2 separate regions of the Homo sapiens genome follow, and region 2 is linked to region 1. Evidence: chromatin loops called from intact Hi-C (ENCODE). Cell type or tissue: ascending aorta. All regions are shown on one strand.

Region 1 (8,000 bases):
GAAATAGAAATAAAATCTGGAGTTTAGTTAGTAACAAAGTACTACTTTTAGTTTTTTATTTTGACAAAAGTACCTTTGTATCATATTGGTTTTGTTTGTCCAGCATGCCTAATTCCTTTGGTGAACTGCTCCTCACTTATTCCCTGTGGTATCAGCTGTCAATTTATACCTTCCCTAAATTACCCTAATTCCAATGAACAGTGACTTCCCCCTGGGTAGCCATGTGCCATGTGACCTAAGCAGGGAAAATAAGAATCCACCTTTCATCAATATACATGTGTTGGGAAGACGGAAGTACCTGAAAAGATGCGTATGGGCCTGCTACCCATGATCTTACCTCCACATAAAGTCAGACTTTTTTTTTTTTTTGAGATAGGTCATGCTCTGACGCCCAGGCTGGAGTGCAGAGGTACAATCATGGCTCACTGCAGCCTCAATCTCCCCTCCCAGGCTCCAGTGATCCTCCTATCTCAGCCTCCCAAGTAGCTGAGACTACAGGTGCATGCCACCATGCTCAGGTAATTTTAAAAATTTTTTGTAGAGATGGGGTCTTCCTGTGTTGCCCAGGCTGATCTTGACCTCCTGTTCTCAACTCAAACAATCGTTCTGCCTTGGCCTCCCAAAGTGCTGGTATTATAGGCGTGAGCCACCATGCCCAGCCTGAAGTCAGCGTTTTTAAAGAATTACATGAACAGAGCCACACAGCCAAAAGATACCTTCATTTTTCTTTTTTTTTTCTTTTTTTGGAGACAGGGTCTCACTCTTGTCACCCAGGCTGGAGTGCAGTGGCATGATCACAGCTCACTGCAGCCTCAAACTCCTGGGCCCAGGCAATCCTCCCACTTCAGTCTACCAAGCAGCTGGGACTACAGGTGTGCACCACCATGCCCTGCTAATTTTTTTTAATTTTTTGTAGAGATAGGGTTTCACCATGTTGCCCAGGCTGGTCTTGAACTCCTGGGCTCAAGTGATCTGCCTGCCTTGGCCTCTCAAAGTGTTAGCATAAGAGGCATGAGCCATTGCACCCAGCCTTTAAATGATATTCTAAGAAGACTAGGCTGTTTTCTTTAGACTAAGAAGTGTGTGTGTGGACGGAGGCCAGTATCACAGGATCAAAGATCAAACTAATTTTGTGATCAACACTGTTACATTCACTAGGTTTATCATAATTCAGTTCAGGCTTTTGTACTGTATCCACAAGACTATAAAATGGCTCATTAAAATTCAGATATATTTCCTCTGTTATTGACTTATAATCCACTTAGGTTAATAACTCTGGCAATAAAAAGGAAGTTTAGCTTATTTGGCAGTTAATCTGAGCTGGTTCCTAGAGACTACCACTCATTAATGTCTTGGGTGATAAGAGCTCTGTTTAATTAATTATACAGAGTTATCTAGAAAATTCAGAAACATGATAAATTTACAACTTATCAGCTTCAAGTTCAGAAGTCCTTTTTTCTGTTTCCCTAGTAGCATAAATCATTTTTTAAAAATCCATACAAAATGTTAAGAATGGCCTCATATCATATGAAAAAATTAACTCGAGTGGATCAAAGACCTAAGCCTAAGAGTGAAAACTATAGAACCCTTAGTAGAAAACAGAGAGGAAAAGTTTCATGACATTGGATTTGGCAATGACTTCTTGGATAGGATACCAAAAGCACAGGCAACAAAAGTAAAAATAAACTGGACCACATCAAAATTTAAAACTTTTATGCATCAAAGGATATGATCTGGAGGGGAGTGAAAACCCAGACCGGGAGAAAATATTTGCAAATCCATATATCTAATATGTGATTGATATCCTGAATACATTTAAAAAAACTCCTACAACTCAACAACAAAAAAAACAATAAAAGTGCATAAAATGAGTTCAGGTGTTTGGTGTAGGAAAAAAAAAAAAAAAGAGGCTGGGTTCAGTGGCTCATGCTTATAATCCCAGCACTTTGCAAGGCCGAGGCAGTGGCTTGCTTCAGCCCAGGAGTTCAAGACCAGCCTGGGCAACATGGCAAAACCCCGTCTCTACAAAAAATATAAAAAATTAACCAGGCATGGTAGCTTGCACCTGTAGTCCCAGCTACTCAGGTGGCTGAGGTGGGAGGAACACTGGAGCTTGGGAGGCAGAGGTTGCAGTGAGCCGAGATTGTGCCACTGCACTCCAGCTTGGGCGATAGAGCAAGACCCTGTCTCGAAAAAAAAAAAAAAAAAAAGAAAAGAAAAGAAAAAAGAGAGACAAAAAGAAAAGAAAGAAAAATAAAAAAGATTTTTGAAAATGGGCAAACCTGGCCGGGCATCGTGGCTCACGCATGTAATCCCAGCACTTTGGGAGGCCAAGGCAGGTAGATTGCCTGAGGTCAGGCGTTCAAGACCAGCCTGGCCAAAAGTGGTGAAACCCTGTCTCTACTAAAAATACAAAAATTAGCCAGGTGTGGTGGTGTGTGCCTGTAATCCCAGCTACTCAGGATGCTGAGCAAGAGAATGACTTGAACTTGGGAGGCGGAGGTTTCAGTGAGCCAAGATTGCACCACTGCACTCCGGCCTGGGAGATGGAGCAAGACTCTTGTCTCAAAAAAACAAACAAAAAGGGCAAACCCAATAAGCACATAAAAAGATGTTCAACATCTCTAATCATTAAGGACTTCAACTCAAAACTAAATGAGATACCACTTTATATACATTCGGATGACAACTATCAAAAAAAAAAAAGAAAAAAAAAAAAAACCCAGAAACTAACAAGTGTTAGTGAGGATGTACAGAAACTGGAAACTTCATGTACTGCAAAAAACCGTAAAATTGAGCAACTGCTGTAGAAAATAGTTTGTCAGTTCCTTAAAAAGTTAAAACATAGAATTACCGTATGATCCAACAAGTCCACTCCTAGTATATACCCAAAAGAATTAAAAACAGAGACTAAAATAGATATTTGTATACCCATGTTCACAGCAGATTAGTCACAAGAGCCAAAAGGTGGAAACAACTCAAATATCCATCAACAGATAAATGGATAAACAAAATGTGGTATATGTACACAATGGAATATTATTCAGCCTTTAAAAGGAATGAAATCCTGATATGTACTACAACAACGATAAAAGTTGAAGACACTATGTGTAAAATAAACCAGACACAAAAGGACAAATATTGTGTGGTTCTATTTATATGAGGTACCTAGAATAGGCAAATACACAGAGAAAAAAGTAGAAAAGAGGTTACCAGGGGCTGAAGAGATGGAAATTGGGAATTATTGTTTAATGTGTACTGAATTTCTGTTTGGGATTTAAAAAAGAAAGATCTGCAAATAGTGGTGATGGTTATACAACATCATGAATGGGTTGGATGCAGTGGCTCATCTGTAATCCGAGTGCTTTGGGAGGTGGAGGCAGGAGGACTGCTTGAGCCCAGGACTTGAGGCTACAGTAAGCTATGATCATGCCACTGTACTCCAGCCTGGGTGGCAAGACTGCCATCTCTTAAAAAAGAAAACCATCTGTACTTAATACCACTGGGCTGTACTTAATACCACTGGACTGTACACTTAAAAACTGCTGAAATGGCCGGGCGCAGTGGCTCACACCTGTAATCCCAGCACTTTGGGAGGCTGAGGGGGGTGGATCATGAGGTCAGGAGTTCAAGACCATACTGGCCAAGCCAATATGGTGACACCCCATCTCTACTAAAAATACAAAAATTAGCCTGGCGTGGTGGTGCACACCTGTAGTCCCAGCTACTCGGGAGGCTGAGACAGAAGAATCGCCTGAACCCAGGAGGTAGAGGTTGCAGTGAGCCAAGATTGCACCACTGCATTCCAGCCTGGGTGACAGAGCAAGACTCTGTCTCAAAAAAAAAAAAAAAAAAAAAAAAAAAAAAAAAAAAAGGTTAAAATGGTAAAATTTTGTTATGTGTATTTTACCACAATTTTTTTTTTTTAAGTACTAAAGAAGGGCTTGGGCCAGAGGCCTTCTACATTTATCTTGGCAATAGAGCAGTGGCATACATGGAATGAAGCCCAGAGCCAACCAGCCAGTACACACATACTAGACAAACACAGGCAGTTCAACACTGCTGGGCAGGATACACTGTTGCCCTGAGTTTAGGACAAGGGATTTATATCCAAAAATTGCTTCCAAGTCCTCTTAAGGCTTGGCTTCCTGGCTTCCTCTCAAGCACCCCATCTGTCTGCAAGAATAGAAACAGACAGCCTGAACAGCTGAACGAAGTCCAACACCAGGGGCTGCGTGCTGGCAAGCTACTAGTCAGAGGCTGAGGACTTCAGCAGTGCCAAAGCCCTATTCTCACAGGGTCAATGAATCTGCAAAGACACTCATCTTTTTCTCTCCTCCTCTTTAAATCATTTTATTGGGTATAGTATACATAAGAAAGGGCACATCATAAGAAACAATGATTTTCTTTTAAAGTCTATAAAAAATTTATGTTCAGTAATCTCAAGTGCATCTCTCTGTAAGTTGAGAGTTTTAAAAATAAAATTACTTCAGCACAAACAACATCTTCTTAACTGCCAAATGTTAAATGATTTCTTTCATATTTTTCCCCAAGTGGAAGGGGTAATTATAGCTACCAGAAAACTCAAGTTGTATGTTAGACAGTCAACACTGCAATAAGACTGTTTTAACAATGACTAGAATTACCAAATTATGCTAACATAGTCTTACAAGAAAAAACAAGGTGTTACCCCCAATTCCTCACTTTCTCTCATTCTCTACATCCCTTCCAAGTCAACTCAAAGCAACTCACCCATATTCAAAACCTACACTCTACCTGCTCACTTCACTTCCTTAAAATTACCTCTATTTCCATGCCGTTATCTCACCTGGACCACTGTGAGAGCCCAGTAAGTGGCCTCCTGCTTTCACTTTTTTCCCCCTACAATACTGATTTTTATTAGTTATCCCTAGGTTTGACAAACAAGTTTTGGAACATATTATAATAAAAAAAGTTTTTAAAGGAAGGGACCTGTCATAAATGAGAAACAGAGATGGAAATGTGGAATGGAGATTGTGAGAAGTCCATGTAAACTCATTTCTACTATTTTTTGGAGTGGAATATTAATATTGGCTCCATTCATTTCTGAATACCTCATCTTATTAAGAGAATGAAGGATAACAGTTTTTCTTTTTGTTGTTTTGTATTTTTTTTTTCCTTGAAATCCCATTTACCTAATTAACATCACATGGAGGTTTCAAGGAAAAAGAGAATTGCTTTTAATGTGCAGAAAAGCAATTCCAACCTTAGTGATATTTTCCCCCTGGGATCTCAGTATCCCAGTACTGAGATCCCAGAAATCCATTCTCCATAGGTGAATCAAGGCAATCCTATTAGAATATAAGTCACATCACATCTTTCCTTGTTTAAAACCCTCTAATGGCTTCCCATTACACTTAAAATTCTTAACAAGGCTAATTTCTTGCCTTGGTTGCTCCCTCTGCCTGTATTTTGTGCCCCCAGATCTTCCTGGGGCTGCCTCCTTCTTGTCATTCAAAGCTCAGCTCACCTCAGAGAAGAAATCTTCCTTCACTCAAATTAAAGTAAAGCCACTTACTTTGAGATGGGGTCTGGGCATCTTAATTTCTTTTTAAGCTCCTCAGATGAGTCTGACATATAGTGATGCTTTGAATCACTAGCTAAGTGAATCTTCCTTTTGCTTATAATAGCTTTTCTGCCAATTTACTTCTTGCTACTTCTTACTGACAGCGGGCTGAAAAAATGGAAAATCAACATTGTGGGAGGTGGTGAGAAAGAAATGGCAATCACTAGGGACTTGTACTAAATCACTGCCAAAGGGGCCGGGTGCGGTGGCTCACTCCTGTAATCCCAGCACTTTGGGAGGCCCAGGCGGGTGGATCAACTGAGGTCGGGAGTTCAAGACCAGCCTCACCAACATGGAGAAACCCCGTCTCTACTAAAAACACAAAATTAGCTGGGCGTGGTGGTGCATGCCTGTAATCCCAGCTACTCAGGAGGCTGAGGCAGGGGAATTGCTTGAACCTGGGAGGCAGAGATTGCGGTGAGAGCCACTGCACTCCAGCCTGGGCAACAAGAGTAAGACTCCATCTCAAAAAAAAAAAAAAAAATCACTGCCAAAGGTCACGTGTGTGTGTGTGTGTGTGTGTGTGTGTGTGTGTGTGTGTATGTGTGTGTGTTTGAGACAAGGTCTCACTCTGTCACCCAGGCTGGAGTGGAATGGCGTGATCTTGGCTCACTGCAACCTCCGCCTCCTGGGTTCAAGTGATTCTCGTTCCTCAGCCTCCCAAGCAGCTGAGATTACAGGTGCATGCCACCACACCCAGCCCCAGCTAATTTTTTTGTATTTTTTAGTAGAGACGGAGTTTCACCAGGTTGGCCAGGCTGGTCTCAAACTCCTGACCTCAAATGATCCACCTACCTCAGCCTCCCACAGTGCCAGGATTACAGGCACGAGTCACTGCGCCCAGTCATACATCTATGCATTAAATGCAAAGATATGTTCATAAACTCTAGAGAATCCATCTTGCCTGTATCAACTTTTTTGTTGTTCTTATTTCATGATTCTCAGCTCTGGATCACAGAGTTTACGATGTTGGAAAAATCATATGTAAATGTCACCTCTTAAGAACTGCCTTCTTCAACTTCCTGGGTAAAGATAGCCATTCCATCTTTTGAGCTTTGGTAAGGCTCTTCCATCTCTGATAAAATTTCTTACACTAATTATTAACAACTTTCTTTCACTGTGAGCTCCATAAGATAATAAACTTGTCTGTATTGTTCACTGATACATCCTCAACTCCTATGTAGTGTCTGACACATAGGAGATGCTTTATAGTGAGTTACGTGATTTATCCACTCAAGAAATATTAACTGAACACCATGTGCCGGGAGGCATCCAAGACTGTGAGGATGCAGCAATTAAAAAAAAAAAATCTTTGTCCTCTTAAATGCTAATCTGGAGCACTGACAAGATTAATAAGTAAAATAGCATGCTAGGTAGTAATAAGTAACAAGAAGAAAAACAACTAAAGTAACAAAAGGCAGACCAGCAGTTGTCCACAAATTGTGGATGACTGTAAAGGGACACAGTCCCCATTTAGGGGCTGAGGAACGTGTTCTGGTTCTTGACTGTACTGGTGTTTTCACAGACATGTACACCAGCCAAAATTAACCAAATTGTACACTTTAAATAAATAGTTTATTGTATTATACATTGTCAATTGTAAATATAAAACATAAAGCAGGACATGGAGAATTCTTTTAGAGAGGTAGCTGGTGAAGGCCTAATGAGAAGGTGATTAAAAAAAACAAAAGACTTTAAGGAAGTGAAAAGGCTAGCCATATCTGGAGTAAGACGAATTGAGAAAGAGGCAAGAGCAAGTATACAGGTCCTGAAGATCCCTGGAATGTTTCAGAAATTAGCAACAAGGCCAGTGGGTCTAGCTAGAGTAGACGAAGTAAGGGAGAGAACTATTAATCTGACTGACACAGAAAGCCACTGGAGTGAACTGGAAAGCCATGAATATATTTTCTGAGTTATGCATTAACAGTCATTCTGGATGCTGTGTGTTGAAAACAGACTGAAAAGCAGAAACAGAGACATCGGTTAGGAGGATGTTATAATCTAGGAGAGAGGTGATGGTGATCTAAACAGAGTAGTTGGGGGTGGTGAGAAGTGTTCAAATTTTAGATATATTTTAAAAACAGACCCAGCAAGATTTGATGGTGGAATGGATGTGGGTAGGAGAAAACAAAAAGATATGAACTGGAAGAATGGAGGTGCCACTAACTGAGATGAGAAAAAATGCAGGGGGAACAGGTTTTGGAGATATATGAGGAACTTAGTTTTGGGCATATTCAATTTTTGATACCTTTTACACATTTAAGTCAGGATCTCCAGTATGTCATAAATATGTATCTGAAATTTAGGGGAGAAATCCAGTTTGGAGATATACATTTGGGAGTCATTACCATATAGATGGTATTTAAATGCAAGGAATTACATGAGATCAACTAGG
Region 2 (8,000 bases), 63 kb before region 1:
AACATGGAGAAACCCCGTCTCTACTAAAAATACAAAATTAGCCGGGTGTGGTGGCACATTCCTGTAATCCTAGCTATTTGGGAGGCTGAGGCAGGAGAATTGCTTGAACCCGGGAGGCGGAGGTTGCAGTGAGCCGAGATCACGCCATTGCACTCCAGCCTGGGCAACACAGTGAGACTCTGTCTCAAAAAAAAAAAAAAAATCTAGATTGAGAAAAACTAGAGGGTAACATTCAGGGATGGTAGAGATGTAGACAAAGGAAAAATCTGATATGTTGCTGGCAGAAGTGTGAACTATTACAACCTTCTGAAAAGTGATCCAGCAGTAGCTATTAAAATTAATGCATGTATACCTTTTGCAACAGAAATCCTAATCCTAAAATCAAAAAACAAAAGCACCAGTATCTAAGGGTATATATACATATAGAATTTTTTTTTTCTGGTTTGTAGTAGCAAAAACACCAATAAAAACAACAAAGTAGAAACATCTTAAATGTCATTAACAGAACCTTCCCCAGAATATGGAATAAGTATTATGCAGCTATTAAAAAAGAAACAATGTTATATTTGTATCTGTTGAGCCAGAGAGTTGGCCATGATCTATTCAGTAAAGCAACTTGCCTGAGTAATATATATAATATAGCCAATTTTGGTAAAAAAAAAAAAAAAAATTCCAACTATCATCCAGAACTCCATAAGTATGATTATGTTTGTATTTGCAGGAGAAATGATGTCAAAGAATACTAATATTGGTAGAAATGGGGATCTCTTATTTAAGTTTTGTATATTTTTGTATTTTTCAGTAGTTTTATCAGTAGCAGTCTTTTGTAATTTTTGAAAAGGAGCTTGACAAATAAAATTTACTTGAGAGTTCTTTATCCCATTTAGTGACTGTTTAAAGAGAATTGGGACTATGAACTCCTGTTTCTCTGCTGGAAGTCAATTACATTCAACAACTCCCCCAGTGATTTCTCCCCTGACCACAACATGGCCCAAATGTACATCTCAGGCACCAACGAACAAACACCAAGTATACAGAACAGATAATGTTATCCACTTACTCAAAGTATACTTATTTTCAGCCAACTCTACTGGGTACTAGGAACAGGGCAGTGAATAAGGCAGGCACATTGCCAGTATTCATCTCTTTTTTTATTTTTTATTTTTGTAGAGACAGGGTCTCCCTATGTTGTCCAAGCTGGTCTCAACCTCTTGGGCTCAAATCATTCTCCTGCCTTAGCCTCCCAAAGTACTGGGATTACAGGCATGAGCCACTACTCCTGGCCCAAGTCTTCATCTTCATTCTGGTTTTCTTTGTGGACATTCTTCGGAAGCATATTGTTTATATGATTCTTACCATAGGTAGGTACAAGAGCAAGTCACACAGAATGCCAGTCATTACTACAGGAGGAAATCTGAGGTGCAAAACTATTTACATTTTCCAGGAAGTATAATTCTTTGGGTGCTAACTTTTGGAAAGATTATATCCAGACCTTTTGGAAAGATTATATTCAGAGATAATACTTTCCAGTGCTTCACAGTCCACCTCTCCCTATTTATTTAAATGCTACATAAAAGCCTTATTATACCAATTCTTAGTGAATTTCCAGTTCAATCCATTTTTTTTCTGTTGACATCTGACAGACACCAGCAGAGAGAATTTTGCCTTGAGCTTGGAAAGATGTTGTTTAAAGTGATGTCTCCAGGAATAAAGTCTGAAGGAAAAATGGTTTGTTTCTAAGTACGTACTATGTCCATTAACTATGCTACCCAAAAAAACACAAAAAATGTAAACCCAAAATAAACTTCTAACACCTCTCCAACCATCTGAATGGACTTCCTTCTCAGCCAGGGTGTCAGAGGTGTTCAAACCAGAGCAACTCCATCTTGAGTGAGGGCAAGGAAAATGAGGCTGGGACTTGCTGGGCTGCCTTCCCAGCATCTAGCCTCTAGATGTTTCCGGTGAAGGGAACAGATTGATAATATTTACTAAACAGACCCAGACTTGGGACTGTCCTAATATCCCAATATATGGAGAGCAAAGGCATTCCTAATTTTGCTTTAAAGATAATAATATTGATTCTTGCAAAATACAGTAATTAAGAACGAATGCTTGTAGCAGAGCACATCCCCCCATGATCTTTTTATCCTGTATATAAACAAGCACTGTACCCAGGGTGGATGCTTTCCTTCTCTTTCAGGAACGCCCTACTGTGTCTATGGAGTAGCTGTACTTTCACTACTTTGCTTTCTTAATAAACCTGCTTTTACTTTGCGCTGTGGACTCACCCTGAATTCTTTCTTGCACAAGATCTGAGAACCCTCTCTTGGGGTCTGGTTCGGGACCCCTTTCCTGTAACAAGGGCACTTTTAAAATTTAACGTGAAAGACTGGTTTAGGACATGATGGGAGGTGGGGGTCAGACATGCCTCATTATACCTCTCTGATATTAACATCAACACAGACTTTAAGCCTGAAAAGAAACATTTTACAACCTATTCTCTCTAAAGCCTACCACCTGAAGGCTTCCTCTGCAAATAAAAACTTTGGTCACCACAATTCTTTTTTTTTTTTTTTTCTGAGATGGAGTCTCACTCTGTTGCCCAGGCTGGAGTGCAGTGGCGCAATCTTGGCTCACTGCAACCTCCGCCTCCCGGGTTCACGCCATTCTCCTGCCTCAGCCTACCGAGTGGCTGGGATTACAGGCATGTGCCACCATGCCCGGCTACTTTTATTTTATTTTTTAATTTTTAATAGAGATAGAGTTTCACCATGCTGGCCACGCTGGTCTCAAACTCCTGACCTTGTGATCCACCCACCTCGGCCTCCCAAAGTGCTCGGATTACAAGCATGAGCCACCGTGCCTGGCCCCACCATTTTTTCTTTTCTTTTTTTTTTTTTTTTGAGACGGAGTCTCGCTCTGTAGCCCAGGCTAGAGTGCAGTGGCGCGATTTCAGCTCACTGCAAGCTCCACCTCCTGGGTTCACGCCATTCTCCTGCCTCAGCCTCCCGAGTGGCTGGGATTACAGGCATGTGCCACCATGCCCGGCTAATTTTTTTTATTTTTAATAGAGACAGAGTTTCACCATGCTGGCCAGGCTGGTCTCGAACTCTTGACCTCATGATCTACCCACCTCGGCCTCCCAAAGTGCTGGGATTACAGGCATGAGCTACCGTGCCCGGCTCCACCTTTTTTTTTTTTTTTTTTTTTTTTTTTGCATTGGTGTGATCTCCGCTCACTGCAAGCTCCGCTTCCTGGGTTCACGCCATTCTCCTGCCTCAGCCTCCCGAGTAGCAGGGACTACAGGTGCCTGCCACCACGCCCAGCTAATTTTTTGTATTTTTAGTACAGACAGGGTTTCACCGTGTTAGTCAGGATAGTCTCGATCTCCTGACCTCGTGATCCGCCTGCTTCGGCCTCCCAAAGTTCTGTGATTATAGGCCTGAGCCACTATGCCCAGTCCCACAATTCTTTATCTTAACCCAGATATTCCTTTCTGTTGATCCCAGGTCTTTATATAAACTCAACCAATTGTCAAACAGAAGAATTTTAAATCTACCTATAAGCTGGAAGCCCCACCCCACTTCAAGTTGTCCCATCTTTCTGTACCAAACCAATGTATTTCTGAAATGTATTTCCTTGAAGCTTCATGTCTCCCTAAAATGTATAAAACCAAGCTGCACCCCGACCACCTTGGGTTCTCAGGACCTTCTGAGAGCTGTGTCACGGGCCATGACCACTCTCATTTGGCTCAGAATAAATATATTTATTTATTTATTTATAAATCTCTTAAAATATTTTACAGAGTTTGGCTCTTTTTGTTACAAAGATTAGGTCCCTGTCCTGAAATTTGCAATCCCATAGAAGAGAGAGAAATATAAATAGATCCTGTCCACAATGTGAAGTAAAGTATGATAATAGGGATGTGTGGGAGGCTATACAAGTTGCCTATGACATGCGTAACAATGTCAACGCTGTTTGGTTGGCAGACTCTAGAAAAAGAAAATCCCAATTTGAGAGATAAAAATACCTTCAAATGACGTGTTTTTCCCTTCCATCAGTCACTTCTCAAAATAGAAGGAGGCAACTAATGTGGTTAACCCTGTGTTTAAAATTCACTATTTGTTCCTTTTATAATATTAATTCTAACAAGTATACCTAACAAAATAAATGTGTAATTTTATTATAAATTGGAACAATAAATACTATTTCTTCCTTCTCTTAAACCAAATTTAACAGAGCAAGTCTGTTTACAGTAAGTAACTGAACACTTTCCATTTGACTCTGCCAAGTTACATCAATCTCTTCTAATAATTATTTTTTTTCAGACAGGGTCTCACTCGGTCACCCAGGCTGGAGGGCAGTGGTGCAATCATAGCACACTGCAGCCTCAACCTCCCAGGCTCAAACGATCTTGCCACCTCAGCCTCCCAAGTAGCTGGGGCCACAGGCATGAGCCACGATGCCAGGCTAATTTTTTATTTTTTATGGAGACAGGGTCTCGCCATGTTGCTCAGGCTAGTCTCAAACTCTTGGGCTCAAATGATCCTCCCGCCTTGGCCTCCCAAAGTGCTGGGATTACAGGCAGGAGCCACTGTGCCTGACCTAAATACTCTTAATAAATACTCAACAAGCCACTTGTTTGTCTTGGTATATGCCCCTGCTTTCTCCTTCCTTTCCTTTGTTTTTACTACTCTTTCTTTATTTTTGAGATGGAGTCTTGCTCTTTTGCCCAGACTGGAGTGCAGTGGTGTGATCTCGGCTCACTGCAACCTCCGCCTCCGGGGTTCAAATGATTCTCATGCCTCAGCCTCCTGAGTAGCTAGGATTACAGGTGCCCACCACCATGCCCGGCTAGTTTTTGTGTTTTTAGTAGCGACGGGGTTTCACCATGTTGCCAAGGCTGGTCTCGAACTCCAGGGCTCAAGCGATCCAGCCGCTTTGGCCTCCTAAAGTGTTGGGATTACAGGCGTAAGCCACTGCAGACGGCCGCTGTTTTTACTGTTCTTTCAACTTGACCTCTTTCCCATCTCTGTTGTCTCCTATCTACCTATTCTTCAAGGCTTAGGCCAAAGACATCCTCTTTTATGCATCCCTCTCAGATGCCAACCTCACCACCTCTTGCCTCATCTTGGTCCCTCTCAGCACTTTATCTGTCCACTCGTCTGACAATCATCCTTTCCTAACAAAGACAACATTATGTACATCACAGCTCTTTTCCTCCAACAGGAATCTGATTCATTATTGCATCTACACAGTGTTTTGAACATAGTAAGCATTCAACAAATTACTGATCTGTTAAGGGATGAAAGGATGAGACTTTGTACCACAGTCAGGCAGAGTCAGAGAAAATGAGAGAAGCTGAGTCCTTTTGCAAAGCTCCCAAATGCAGCCAGGGTGGCTAAGACACTGGGAAAGGAATATTGCAACAGCAAGGTCTTTTCCATTCCCTTTATTATGTTCTCCCCCTACAGAATTCAGAGAAAAAGGTCTAGGAACTTACAACAGAGTGGTCTCAGACTGAGATATTCTTGCAATTCTGCTGGAAAACCTCTTTCTCTAAGACTTCCAAACCATTATATTGCCATGTGACAACATATGGTTCATACAAATCAGATGTCAAGAAATGTGCTTAATTTTTATGTCAGTTAGCATTTATTGAGCTGCTATACTGAGCAAGAAGTTGTGCCACACACTTAAAACATGTGTTGTTAGTGTCTGAATTGTGAGTTGTAGCTCTCAGAACGGGGTGGGAGCCAGAGGTCTAGGGCCAGGGTAGCGGAACTATGAATGGGATTTGAGTTCTAGTTCCTCATGAATTATGAAGCCTTGGGAAATTCATTTGGGAAACTCATGAATCCAGTTTCATTCTGTTCAACTACAAAAGAGGAGTTACAATGCTTACCTCATATGATTATATCCAGAGATAATTGAGACAGCATAAATAAGAGGCTCTAGCCAGAGGGTGATACATTATAGATGGGCTTTTAAAATTTTACTCTTAAACTCAGAGATTCCTTAAAGATCAAGTTGCAGGATGGGAGTGAGGAAGTGGGGGTAGCGACTGTGATAAACTGGAGACATTCTAAATTGCCTTTAAAAGGGAAGAGCCACTATTCCACCTTAGCCAATTACTGCTATAGAGGAACACAGGCCCAGTGATGTTTTTATTTTTTTTAAAGAGAAGTCAGAAAGTTCACATTAATATGAATTCTGTTTTTTTGAACACTGACATGTAATTGAAATTTTTAAAAAACATGTGCACCAGGCCAGGCATGGTGGCTTATGCCTGTAATCCTGGCACTTTGGGAGGCCGAGGTGGGTGGATCACCTGAGGTCAGGGGTTTGAGACCAGCCTGGTCTACATGGCGAAACCCTGTCTCTACTAAAAATACAAAATTAGCTGGGTGTGGTGGCGTGCACCTGTAGTTCCAGCTACTAGGGAGGCTGAGGCAGGAGAATCGCTTGAACCCGGGAGGCAGTAGTTGAAGTGAGCCGAGATTGCGCCATTGCACTCCAGCCTGGACAACAAGAGCGAGACTTTGCCTCAAAAAAAAAAAAAAAAAAAAAAACCACACAAACAAAATGTGCACCAAATGAAACATCTGTCAGCCTAAATTTGTAAGCCATCAGCTTGCAATCTATGCCTTAATGGCTAAGAGGGAAAGGAGAAATGGCAAATATATTAATAGTTCCCCTGCTAGAAGCTCCAAAGACTTGGTTAGAGTGGAAGTTAATGCCTAGTTATGATTTTACCACTTAGTTTTTGTTTTTCCTGTGCTGTGAAAATGATAATAGACAAGATAGAGAAGACAAACTAGACACTGCTGTTCAGAGACCATCCCAAACACAGAAAGCAGAAACCCTGCATACTGTTTAGCCTCCTGGGTTCAGAGTGTTGTATAATACAGAATTTGACTGGTTTGTCCCAAGTTCCTGGTAGAAGGCATCTAAACCTTGGAATTTCCCAAGTGACCACGAGTGTGTTTGTTATTCATGGTGGGCCCTGGTAGTTTAAACTAATGAGGCAATTCATTGTGGGCCCCCAGGGAGCTCATGCTAATGAGATAACTCAGGATGAGGGGTGGGCCAAGCCAGAAAGACCAACCATGTGATTACAGGGATGGGGCTTTGAGCCAGTTAATATTAGCCCAACCTCGGGACAGAGGAGAGCTGAAGACTGAGTTCAATCATGTGGCCAACCTTCAATCAATCATGCCTATGTAATGAAATCTCAATAAAAATCTTTGGACATGAGAGTCTCAATGGAGCTTCCTGGTTAATTAACACATTGATGTGATGGGAGGGTGATGTGCCCTGATTCCAAAGGAAGAGTGCATGGAAGCTCTGTGGAATCCTTCTAGACTTCACCCTACCTGTTTCCTCATTTGGCTGGCCCTGGTTTGTATAGTGTTAAGAGAAAAAATAAACTGTAAAGTATTTTGAAGATGTTTATTCTAGCTTAGCACGGTGGCTCATGCCTTTAATCCTAACACTTTAGGAGGCCAAGGCGGGTGGATCACCTGAGGTCAGGGTTAAAGACCAGCCTGGCCAACAAGGTGAAATCCTGACTCTACTAAAAATACAAAAATTAGCCAAGCATGGTGGCGGCACCTGTGATGCCAGCTACTTCGGAGGCTGAGGCAGGAGAATCACTTGAACCCAGGAAGCAGAGGTTGCAGTGAGCCGAGATCGCACCACTGCACTCCAGCCTGGGCAACAAAAGTGAAATTTTGTCTCATAAATAAATAAATAAATAGGTTTATTCTGGGCCGATTTGAGTGACCATGGCTCAGGGTACAGTCTCAAGAGATCCTGAGAAAGTATGCCCAAGGCAGTCAGGTTACAGTTTGGTTTTAAGCATTTTAGGGAAATAGAAATTACAGGTAAGGTATACATTGGTTCAGCCCAAAAAGGCAGGACATCTTGAAGTAAGGGCTTACAAGTCATGGGTATGTTTTAGGAATTCTTTAGTTGCCAATTAGTTGAAAGAGTAAAAC

The links. Peaks named below come from ENCODE experiments on the same cell type or tissue, not always from the same donor. Only the 100,000 strongest peaks of a DNase experiment are listed, where the experiment ranks them.
Region 2: it touches region 1 in a loop (2.2-fold over the local background); 3 of 110 quality-filtered maps call a loop at or near these places.

Annotation. Positions count from the first base shown.
Region 1 is chr2:62,010,417-62,018,416 of GRCh38, reverse strand. All of the region lies in intron 2 of COMMD1 (copper metabolism domain containing 1), which reads right to left. Among named protein-coding and RNA genes, the nearest start is that of COMMD1, 110 kb to the right of the region's middle. RefSeq lists an enhancer at 7,275-7,474. In ascending aorta, a CTCF peak has its summit at 4,179; a DNase peak (open chromatin) is centred at 4,076; H3K27ac peaks cover 1,094 bases.
Region 2 is chr2:62,073,456-62,081,455 of GRCh38, reverse strand. All of the region lies in intron 2 of COMMD1 (copper metabolism domain containing 1), which reads right to left. Among named protein-coding and RNA genes, the nearest start is that of B3GNT2, 120 kb to the left of the region's middle. In ascending aorta, no CTCF peak of the experiment used is centred here; no DNase peak of the experiment used is centred here; H3K27ac peaks cover 799 bases.